Linked DNA regions of Homo sapiens: region 1 is linked to region 2. A link is a loop called in an ENCODE intact Hi-C map of the cell type or tissue named here. Cell type or tissue: transverse colon. All regions are shown on one strand. Each heading gives the region's core, and the rest is flanking DNA. Links, peaks and the distances in the headings are about the cores only.

The links. A loop is a pair of places that touch in the nucleus more often than their neighbours do. Peaks named below come from ENCODE experiments on the same cell type or tissue, not always from the same donor. Only the 100,000 strongest peaks of a DNase experiment are listed, where the experiment ranks them.
Region 1: a loop joins it to region 2, with 12 times the contacts of the local background. A loop is called at or near these places in 1 of 110 quality-filtered maps.

Annotation. Positions count from the first base shown.
Region 1 is chr11:123,294,697-123,300,075 of GRCh38, forward strand. No RefSeq gene overlaps it. Among named protein-coding and RNA genes, the nearest start is that of LINC02727, 17 kb to the right of the region's middle. In transverse colon, for the core only: no CTCF peak of the experiment used is centred there; no DNase peak of the experiment used is centred there; H3K27me3 peaks cover 2,476 bases.
Region 2 is chr11:122,730,594-122,735,972 of GRCh38, forward strand. All of the region lies in intron 1 of UBASH3B (ubiquitin associated and SH3 domain containing B), which reads left to right. Among named protein-coding and RNA genes, the nearest start is that of UBASH3B, 78 kb to the left of the region's middle. In transverse colon, for the core only: no CTCF peak of the experiment used is centred there; a DNase peak (open chromatin) is centred at 2,900.

The sequences.
Region 1 (5,379 bases), core at 148-5,147, 560 kb after region 2:
GTGATGGGTATCTGGACGTTCATTATGCTACTCTCTCTGCTTTTGTATGTGTTTCACTTTGCTGGGCATGGTGGTTCACGCCTGTAATCCCAGCACTTTGGGAGGCTGAGGCGGGTGGATCACCTGAGGTCAGGAGTTCAAGACCAGCCTGAACAACATGGTGAAACCTTGTCTTTACTAAAAATACAAAAATTAGCCGGGTGTGGTGGTGGGTGCCTGTAGTCCCAGCTACTCAGGAGGCTGAGGCAGGGGAATTGCTTGAGCCTGGGAGGCGGAGTTTGCAGTGAGCCGAGATCGAGCCATTGCACTCCAGCCTGGGTGACTGGACGAGACTCTGTCTCAAAAGAAAAGAAAACAAGTAGGGATTGACAGTAATCATTGAAAGATAAATTGGACCTGGTTGACCAGGAAAACGAGGAAACTCATTTTGGAGATCAGAAATGGAGCACTGACCATTCATACAAAACTTCATATTTCTCAGAACAGTTTCCCATTCCACAGCTTTATCATTGTGTTCTCTTGTTGCCTGTGAGTTAGGCATGTCAGGCATGAAGCTGTGAATGAGAAAACTGAAGTTATGAGACCGAATGATCTGTCACAGGTACTAAGAGGCCACGCTGGTGTTAGAACTCATGTCTATCCTTAGGCCACAGAGGCAGGAGCAAGGGCCTTAGGGAGACTGTCCTGGCTACAGACCGGGGTCCATGCTGGAGGAGTTGGAAATATGGTTGCTTACATAGTGGCATCAAATTAGGAAAAAGCTCAGAAGTCACAAAGAAAAGGTTAGACTAGTGTCAAAGGTAGATTATTTTTCTTTCCACACTATTGCCCCTTGCCCCACACTTCACCCTTCCCACATACGAAGAAATATAGAAACAATTTTTTTTCTTTAGGCAGTGCAAAATGTTCAACTCTACTGCTTTTAAAATTAAGAAATGAGATTTTACAATCTTTTTTTTTTTTTGAGATGGAGTTTCACTCTTGTTGCCCAGGCTGGAGTGCAGTGGCGTGATTTCGGCTCACCGAAACCTCTATCACCCAGGTTCAAGCGATTCTCCTGCCTCAGCCTCCTGAGTAGCTGAGATTACAGGTGCCCATCACCATGCCCGGCTAATTTTTTGTATTTTTGGTAGAGATGAGGTTTCATCATGTTGTCCAGGCTGGTCTAGAACCCTTGACCTCAGGTGATCCACCCGCCTCAGCCTCCCCAAGTGCTGGGCTTGCAGGCATGAGTCACCATGCCCAGCCAGATTTTACAATCTTATTCAAAAAAATGTATTAACACAAAAACCATTTCAATTATGTATTTTAGTCAAGGAGGATAAGAGGAGCAGGAAAAATGAAGGCAGGGGAGAGAGGTGGAAAGGGAGAAGATGAGCAGGGGAGACAGGAAGAAATATTTTGAGCAGAAGATTAGTGATGATAAACTATCCTTATTCTACTGCTGCTATTCACTTGCGCCCCAGGCTTCGAAATGGATTTTTGCCTATTATGTCTGTCCTTTGAAAATCAGGATAGCTGATTGTATCGTTAGCCTTTAGGAACCCAGACTTCTAGTGTGAAGGAAGAAAGTGTACATGTGCCGCTGGCCAAGGGCAGAGCACACACAGAGCCTTAAATGAAAACCAAGAAGAGCCAGGATTATTTTCTGCAAAATACAATGTTGAGCAGAGTCCACCTCCCACAGGACGCAATGCCCTGCGGGTGACTTGACCACTGGGAAAGAAGGGCAGTGGCCAGGGTCCCCACACTCTTCATCCGGGGCCTGATATCATGAGGTCTGACTCAGTCTTCACTAGAAAACCCATAATCTCCTTGAGTCCCAAGTCTTCCTTGACCAAGAGCTGTGAATCACTAAATTCTAGACGAGAAACAACCATTCCATTGCATATCTGTTTTTCCGTCCTAATTCCTAAATTTTAAAAATAATGTCTTCTCTGTATTAAAACCACACACATGCAGTCAATCACTAGCCAGAATAATGGTGCAACTTTATCAATAGCACTTTTAGGAGCTATCAAATACTTAGACGCTATCTCACTATTCTCAGGAGTTTGGTGCGACAAGATGCTTCTTCCTGTGTTGTGAAACACAGACTGACATGATGGAACTGAAAACGTATTTTTCAATGCCTAGAAGCGTCTATGCTTTATTACTTTCCTTCAGATAGAAAAGGTGAGAAACAGTGACATATACCTTGCTTCATGGAATTACAATCCCTGGCAGTGATCACGTACACCTTCCTCAAAACATTCTTTTGAGGCTGGAAGGGAGGAGAGGCGATTCTCTTATTTGACAAAACGGAGAACAAAGCAATCGAGTTGTTAGTCAAAGTTCCCAAAGTATGTTAATGATGATATTAAAATAATTTTACACTTTAACTGTATTGATCTGCAGACCAGAACTCTTTCCATTCATCCAAAAGACACATATTGATTTATTAATTTTTAGTGATTATTAGGAACTATTCTACCATCTGGGGGTGCAAAGATGGATATGAAAGACACAGCTCTTAGGAGAGGCAGAGAAGTAAACAAAAGGTTCAAAGGCTCCTTCCGTGAGGGTTTTGTTCCACTTCTCTCAGTCTCTGTGTTAGTGGAAGGTAAGGATGGGGGGAACTGAAAGGCTAAAAACAGGGTTGAGAGCAGATGCCTGGGCTGCCTTGTGTAGCAGTCAGCACCTAGGGCAGCATGGGCCCTGGGAGATGTGGTTAGGAAAAGGCCATTTTCCTGATAGAGTAACCTGCTTTTTCTGAGACAGGGTCTCTCTTTCTGTTGCCCAGGCTGGAGTGCGGTGGTACAATCAGAGCTCACTGCAGCCTTGAATTCCTGGGCTCAAGTAATCTTTCTACCAGAGCCTCCCAAGTAGCTAGGTGTACAGGTGTGTGCCACCACACCTGGCACATTTGTGTGTGCCTGTGTGTGTGTGTTTGTGTGTGTATAGACAGAGTGTTGCTATGTTGTCCAGGCTGGTCTTGAACTCCTGGTCTCAAGGGGCCCTCCTGCCTTGGCCTCCCTAAGTGGTTTATAGGCATCCACTGGGATTACCCAGTGGGGTTATCCACAGGCATGTGCCACTGTGCCCAGCCCTGAAGTCAGCCCAGAATAGATGAGAATGAGCTATCTACTGATGAAACTACCTTGAGAGGTAGTTGTGAGTATAATCCTGAGGAGTGGAGAGCAGGAGAACTACAACCAAGGGGACCAGAGAACCTTGAGGCTAAAGCTCAAACCAGACGACCTGCATTGCAGCCTGTCTGAAATCATGCAAGGAGGCAGGAAGGGAGTGTGCGTCCAGTCGTGTGACCCAGCCCTGACCCAGGCAGAGGGTGTCCTGAGCCCTTCCCTTACAGGAGCCCTCCATGTGCCAGCATTCTGACCCATTTCAGGTGAGTTTCCTGTGCTGAAAATGAGCAGACATCTGTGATATAACCTTTTAACATGCTCCAATACCCTCATCCAATGCACCTTGCTTTGATCCCATCCCACCAAGCCACTGAAATTGGTTTATCCTATAGATTTTCATAGGAAAGAGGAGGTGCTGTCTCACAAATATGACCAATAACCACTCAGCAGTAATAAATCTGACTGTTACTTGACATGTCATCCCTGGTTAATATATTTTCTTGTGAACCTGATAGGTATGCATCAGATAACCAGGAAGGGAACTAGTAAAATCCAATTTTCAGGCCTGCAAAGCTGAAGACCAGAAATGGGACTTTCCAAGGTAGTTGTAATTTTCTTGGCCACCCTAGTTCTATTATCTGGAGTGCTGTCTAACATTTAGTTAGGTGCTCAATAAATGTTACCATTATTACTACAAAAATATTCCTATTTGTTTGTTAGTTTATTTTTACGGGCCAGGCACGGTGGCTCATGCCTGTAATCCTAGTGATGGCAGCAGTGGCCCGTCTGGAGCAGCTGCTGCAAAGACACCTACTGCAAAGTGGGAGGCACAGCCGGAACTGCGCCCTCCATGGAGCAGGTGGAGCTGGGAACAGGTGGGAGGGAGCCCTGCCTCCTTCCGAGTTGGCAGGGTGGGAACCCCTCCCTCTGTGGCTGCAGACCCAGGGATCGCTGCGCTCTCAGGGACCTGGGAAGCCCCCCTTCCCCCGCAGGCTCAGAAGTACCTGCTCTGGCTGTCTGGTCTCTGCCCACTTTCAGGGCCTGCTCTGGGGTGGAGCAAAGTTGTGGCTGAGCCCAGGCGCTGCTGTGACCTGTCTGGGTGTGTGCACACTCAGGGTGGCACTGACACACCAGCCCCCAGCTGCCTCAGCCCCCTCCAGACTTTGGGCACTGATGAGCACAGGAGGGAGGCCAAGAAGGGGCCGAGGGTGGCTCAGCACAGGCCTGCAAGCACCCCTTGGCATGAACAACCTGGGTGCTGCGGATGACATGTAGACAGCAGCAGGAGGCAGACAGGCTCCTGGGCGGAAAGGGGCCGGCCCCCAGTGAAGACCCACCCTCAAGCCCCAGATGGCCTGAAGCCTGGGGGTGGGAGTGTCAGGTCTGGGTGGAGTCCATGGCACAGAGTGAGAATTTATGGTGCTTTTTCTGGCCCGCCCATGGCTGTTCTTGGACCAATCAGCAGGCACTTCCTCCCTTCTGAAGCCCATAAAAACCCCCAGACTCAGCCAGACTCACAGAGACATCGGGACTACCAGCTGTAGGAAGGAGCTACCAACTTAAGTTCTCCTGGACTGGTCAGGATGACCTGCCTGTGGAAAGGAGCTACCCACTTCAGGTCTTCTGAGAGCTGTTCTGTCGCTCAGTGAAGCTCCTCTCCACCTTGCTCACCCTCTAGTTGTATGTTTCTCATTCTTCCTGGATGCAAGACAAGAACTCAGGACGCTTCAGGACTGAAAGAGCTGTAACACAAAGAGGGCCGAAACACACTCCTCCTTCTCCCCCACCCCAGTTAACCACGTTGCAGGTGATGAGAAGGAGAGAAGAGCTGCCATTCTTTGGGGAGCCTGGACCTAGGGGCTCCCTGAGCAAAGGCTATGACACCATCTTTGGGGCTTCGTGGTTCCTGGCATCTCCAAGCTTCTGGGTGCCACCATGTTCCCTGGTACCCACAGTGGAAGCTGCTTGTGGTACGCCTGGTCCAGCTGCAGCCTTGTGTGGAGCTGGTGCCTGTGCTGGCTCCTGGAGCTGTTCACCCTGCTGCAGCTGGCATGCCTGGCTGTGCGCAGTGGCCAGACCCTGTGCTTGCTCACACACCCCTTGCTGTTCTGCACCTGACTTGCCCTTGGCAGGCATGGGATCCAAGCTGGTAATGTGATCCAAGCACAGCTTGCAGGGCTGAGTGGCTGAAACGAGCCCAGTGGGCCCAAGCAAAACTCGGGCTAAGATGCCCCCGGCCACAGAGGTTTCCGGT
Region 2 (5,379 bases), core at 83-5,082:
TTTTTTTTTTTTTTTAATTGAGACAGAGTTTTGCTCTTGTTGCCCAGGCTGGAGTGCAATGGCACGATCTCGGCTCATTGCAACCTCTGCCTCCCAGGTTCAAGTGATTCTCCTGCCTCAGCCTCCCTAGTAGCTGGGATTACAGGCATGTGCCACCACGCCCGGCTCATTTTGTATTTTTAGTAGAGGCGGGATTTCTCTATGTTGGTCAGACTGGTCTTGAACTCCCGACCTCAGGTGATCCGCCCGCCTCGGCCTCCCAAAGTCCTGGGATTACAGGCATGGGCCACCGCTCCTGGCCAATATTTGGATTCTTATTCACCTTCTGTCCTTGTCTTGCTGTCTTTCATTTCCCTCCCTGACAGTGGAACCTTCACTACTTCTGCCCCCTAAAGGTTCTGCCATGTCTGCAATCCCCATAGTCTCTACAGTGTGATTTTCCTATTACAGTGGCCCCTCCTTATCCTTGGGGATACTCAAGACTCCCAGTGGATGCCTGAAAGCGCAGAGAGCACCAGACCCAATTGTGCCAATCGGATTCTGTTTCAGGTCATGTCTTCCACCCACAAATTTAACACCTTTTCCATCCTAACTAAGCAATTATCATGCACTATGGCTATAACTTTTGCAGTTTGAGGTGTGGCAGCAAAACCAGCACAAATTTCTTCTTCCTTCTTCACAATCTCATGGATGGAAGATGAGTTTTTACTGTAGACCTGGGTGACTTTGGCATGCAATTTTTTTTCTTTCATTATTAAGTTGAGAACTTTCACCTTTTCACTTAAATGGAGAACTTTACGTCTTCTCTTTGGGGATATCCAAATTGCCAGCCTCACTACTCTTGCATTTTGGGGCCATTATAAAGTAAAATAATGGTCATGTGAACATAAGCACTGCAATACTGGGACAGTTGGTCTGATAACCTAGATATCTAGTCACTAGATAACTAAGTGACTAACAGGCGGAGAGTGCAAACAGTGTGGATTCACTACTGCATCCACAGCCTGTATCCAGACTAGACAAAGGGATGATTCATGTCCCTAGTGGAATGGAGTTGGATGGCTCAAGATTTTATCATGCTACCCAGAACGTCACACAATTGGAAACTTGTGAGTTGTTTATTTCTGCAATTTTTCACTTAATATTTTTGGACCACAGTTGACCACTGGTAACTGAACCCTTGGAAAGTGAAACCACAGATAAGGCAGGACTGCTCTACTAGTTTGTTTAAATGTTTGCTCTCTTGTCACACTCACTACTGAGGTTTTTGTACCCAGACATGTCCTAGCCTAGAGCACTGCATTCTGGTCTTCCCATGGCCACGTTCTTTAGTACAGAGTGAAGAGTTCTTAGTTTGAAGGAGATGTGCATACCCTGGAGCCTATGTGTCTCCCACCCCGACGACACACACACACACACACCATGCTCTGGATATTAGGAACACAAATGATGAGGAACCTGCTTCCGGGGTGTCTCCCCCATCTCTAGTCTCCCAAAGACAGACAGCCCTAGCCCTGAGGATGACAAAGGAGCTTCTGTTTGTGGGGGTGTGGACACAACTTTGACATCTTCTTGGGGTACCCATATGCATACATGTGAGGACCCTCCTGGTACCCCCACAGAAGCCAGGGTCTGAGCTAAAAGCAGATGGAAGCAGACCACAGGAGAACAGACCAAGGCCGGCTGGCTGCTGGCTCTTCCCAGGTTGCCATACCCTGACACACAATGGCAAGAAGTCTGAGCCTCTAACCAGGTTGTTATGAAGGTATATTGGCCAAGGTTGGAGGCTAAGGCATATTTATGAGTTGGTTCGCTTGATTTATTATTTGTAAACATTTAGACATTGGTGTATGTGGGCCTCTCTTTATACTCTTGCCCAGGCCCTGCACGTTGTAAGTCTCTGTTTCCTAATGGAGACACAGGAATTTTGCTCTGGGCTGGACTTCATCTTGCCTTAAGGAAGGCTTGTGTTCTTCCATGGTATTTCCTGCAACTTGTAAAATACAACTTGTAAAGTCCTATTGTAGCCCCACGTATTTCCTGTGTTTATAATGGAGATGAAATCGTGGTTTGTCTTTCCACCACCCATCTTTCCACCCCCAACAACCCTCAATTAGATAAACTAACAAGCTAATTAAAAATAGCCTTAAAGTAAGGACACTTGTGTAAACCAACAACTTTATCAGAAAAGGTTTTCCCTGGAATTTCCCATCCTCATTCAAAGGGACAGGCAGTGTTCTGGATTCCAAACAATAGATTCTAATCAATAGCTCCTCCTATTCAAATAGTGGCAGAATCCTACCTGCCTTCCTTCCCTCCAGTGGAATGTTAGTATCTCTCTCAATGAATCATTAAAATTCCTGGCTTGTTATGATGTACCCGTCACTATACCTACATAATATCAAGCAGAAAGCTTTTGAAGGCCTTTTGGGATAGCAGAGCAAGGGTCTCCCCACCCAACTGGTCATATAATTGGCTTTTCTCTCTTTAAAGACTCGAAGCCTTTGTGCTAAACAGAAAATGCCAAAGGTCTTTGGATATGGGGAGTCGAGTGTAGAGGTGGGGTGTTGGCTTCATACACAGCAGAGAATGTTTCCCTCCTTTGCTGTGGAAGACTAACCTTAGCAGCTTCCCACTCACTCCATCTCAAACCCAATTAAATTTTAATTCAGATCATCACGAATACAAAGTGCTTTCTTCAATCTCTATTATTTCTGGAGTTCCCTGGTGTCCAGTTTAAAAAATTCTTCAGGGAAAGATGTCTGGCAGTGATTGGATGAAGGTATTGACTTTGGAAAGAGGAGTCTTAACATCAACAAGTATGTCAACGATAAGTCACTAGAAACAAATCCCAGCCATCCAGTTTGCTTGTTTATGTGGTTCAAGTGCCTCGCGCCAAAGCATGGCCCAGATCCAAGTTTCACATCAGTAATTCCTGCCATTCAACATGTTTAGCTTTTGTTTCTTAATGGGTGTTGACAGACAATCTACTTCCCATAATCCTCCATTCGCAGCTGCCTTCATTGATGTATTCATTCCACACATGTGTTGAGTAGCCCTGGAATTTTTGCTTTACAGACACCCATGGATATGTCAACAGATTATTATTGTAATGATAAGAGTATATGATAATAGAGGTATGTATAGCACTGCATGAACTCAGAAGAAGTAATGTCTTGTCTTATTGAAGAACTAGAATATCTTAGAGGATGACAGTTGACTTGTATCTTGAATGATGCACAAGAGAATTTACAGCAGATTTGAGCAGTCAAAATTTAATGTCTCCTCTCTTTTTTTTTGTTTTGTTTTTGAGACAGAGTCTCACTCTGTCGCCCAGGCTGGAGTGCAGTGGCATGATCTCAGCTCACTGTAACCTCCGCCTCCTGTGTCCAAGCAATTCTCATGCCTCAGCCTCTTTAGTAGCTGAGACTACAAGTGTGCACCACCACACCTCATTAATTTTTTGTGTTTTAAGTAAAGATGGGGTTTTGCCATCTTGGCCAGGCTGGTCTTGAACTCCTGACTTCAGGTGATCTGCCTGCCTCAGCCTCCAAAGTGCTGGGATTACAGGCTTGAGCCACCACGCCCAGCCAAAATTGAATGTCTCCTCCCTTAAGATTTGTACTTCAAAAGCTTTTGGTTTTCATGAGCACAGAAAAGGGGCTGATAGCCTGGTGATCAACTGTGGGCCTTATCAACAGCTACAGTGAAGAGGAAGACATTGAAAAGAGCTTGACATGGCTGAGCCTGAGGAAAGGACTTGGCCTGAGCAGACGGGGATTCCCAAGGAGAAAGGAAGAGGCTCAAGGTCTGAAGCCACTGTGCTCTGACCCCATGTCTTTGCTTGAATGGTGTTCATAGATTTACTAGTTGTTGGTGGCTTCCAGTATACCACTAGGGTGGGAACTGGCTGTCCAGAAAAGCCATCTGGGAGGGACACTTGGTGAGCACACTGTAATCTGGCTTAGCTCAGCATCCTGAAGATGTGGTGTGCTTCACAAGCAAGCCTCACTCCAACGACTGCCTTGGTTTACATCTTGAAATAAGTCCTCATCACTGGATGAGTATTTTAAGATGCAGCTTTCATCAAGACGGTTTCATTAAGGCAATTCCAGTAGAGTGAATAATCATTTTCCCCCCTCATCAGATGTGCTTAATCTTATAGAATTATGATGAGTTTAATCCTCACTTTTTAAGCTGTATCTTAAAAAAAAAAAAGAAAAAGAAAAAGAAAAAACCCTTAGAGAAATGATCCTGCATCTGTGTCAAAACGTTTCCCTCTGCATTTTCAGATCTGTCTTTTCTAGGTCACCATTGCTCTTTATGGCTTTCCTTATCACAGTTTTTTCTAACTTCCTGTTTCCTAGCAAACTTTATATAAACTCATTTTATTTTTACTTAAGCCATTCAGGAGTGAACTTTTCCCCTTTTTGGAGGCCAGTACTTTTTCTGCACCTTATTATTATTGTACACATGAGGGTCAGAGTTATTTCAAATGTTTTGACAACCTTCAATTATTTGCACTTAAGAGGTTGAGTAGAGAAGAACTGCATAAATTCCAAGCAAAATGACATTAGAACAATCACATGGATAATACCCAATAGCATATATTTCTCGTTTGTTTATTTGCCCTTGGAATGTACTTAAAATAGTATTTTTAGTGCACTAAACTGCTTCATTTGCAGTTCTTACACTAGATGGGCAATGAAATTTACAGTCCCGAACATGTGGGTAACAGAAAGCTAGTGTAATATAACTCTTTCCTAACCAGAACAGCTTGTCACAAAGACAGGCTAAATACACACTCTTCTAGTTAAGGAAAGAAATGCAATGCTAGATGAACAGGAAGTCCTGTTCCACCAGCCCAATTCACAAAGACCTAGACCTCATTCCTTTAGTTATTAAACATTTGTTGAGCACCTAATATGTGATAGAGGCGAGAGGTTCAAAGAAGAAAAAGACATTGCCCTGTCCTCTTTGGGTTCGGTAAAGGAATACACAGTGTGGGAAATGCCCAGAGAGTTCTGAGAGTCCCTAGTAGCAACAACTAATTCCACCATATTTCACAGAGAAATATTTGATCTGGACATAGAAAAGTATGTAGAAGACATCTATCTACTTGTCGAAGTGGGGAAGCCGAGTTCCAGGCAGAGGGCCCAGCATGTGCAAAGGCAAAGAAGAAAATGAGGTCATGAGGGAGGCAGAGTTCAGAGTTGTGGGATGTAGGGGGCATGAGAGCGAAGTGGCGGCTTGAGCCTAGAGACATAGATTTGGACACCATCATGGAGCACCTTGGACACCATCTGAAAAGGATTTTACCTGTAGGTAACAGGGAGTCCCTGAAGGTTTAAGCAGAGGTAATATGGTTACATCTGAGCT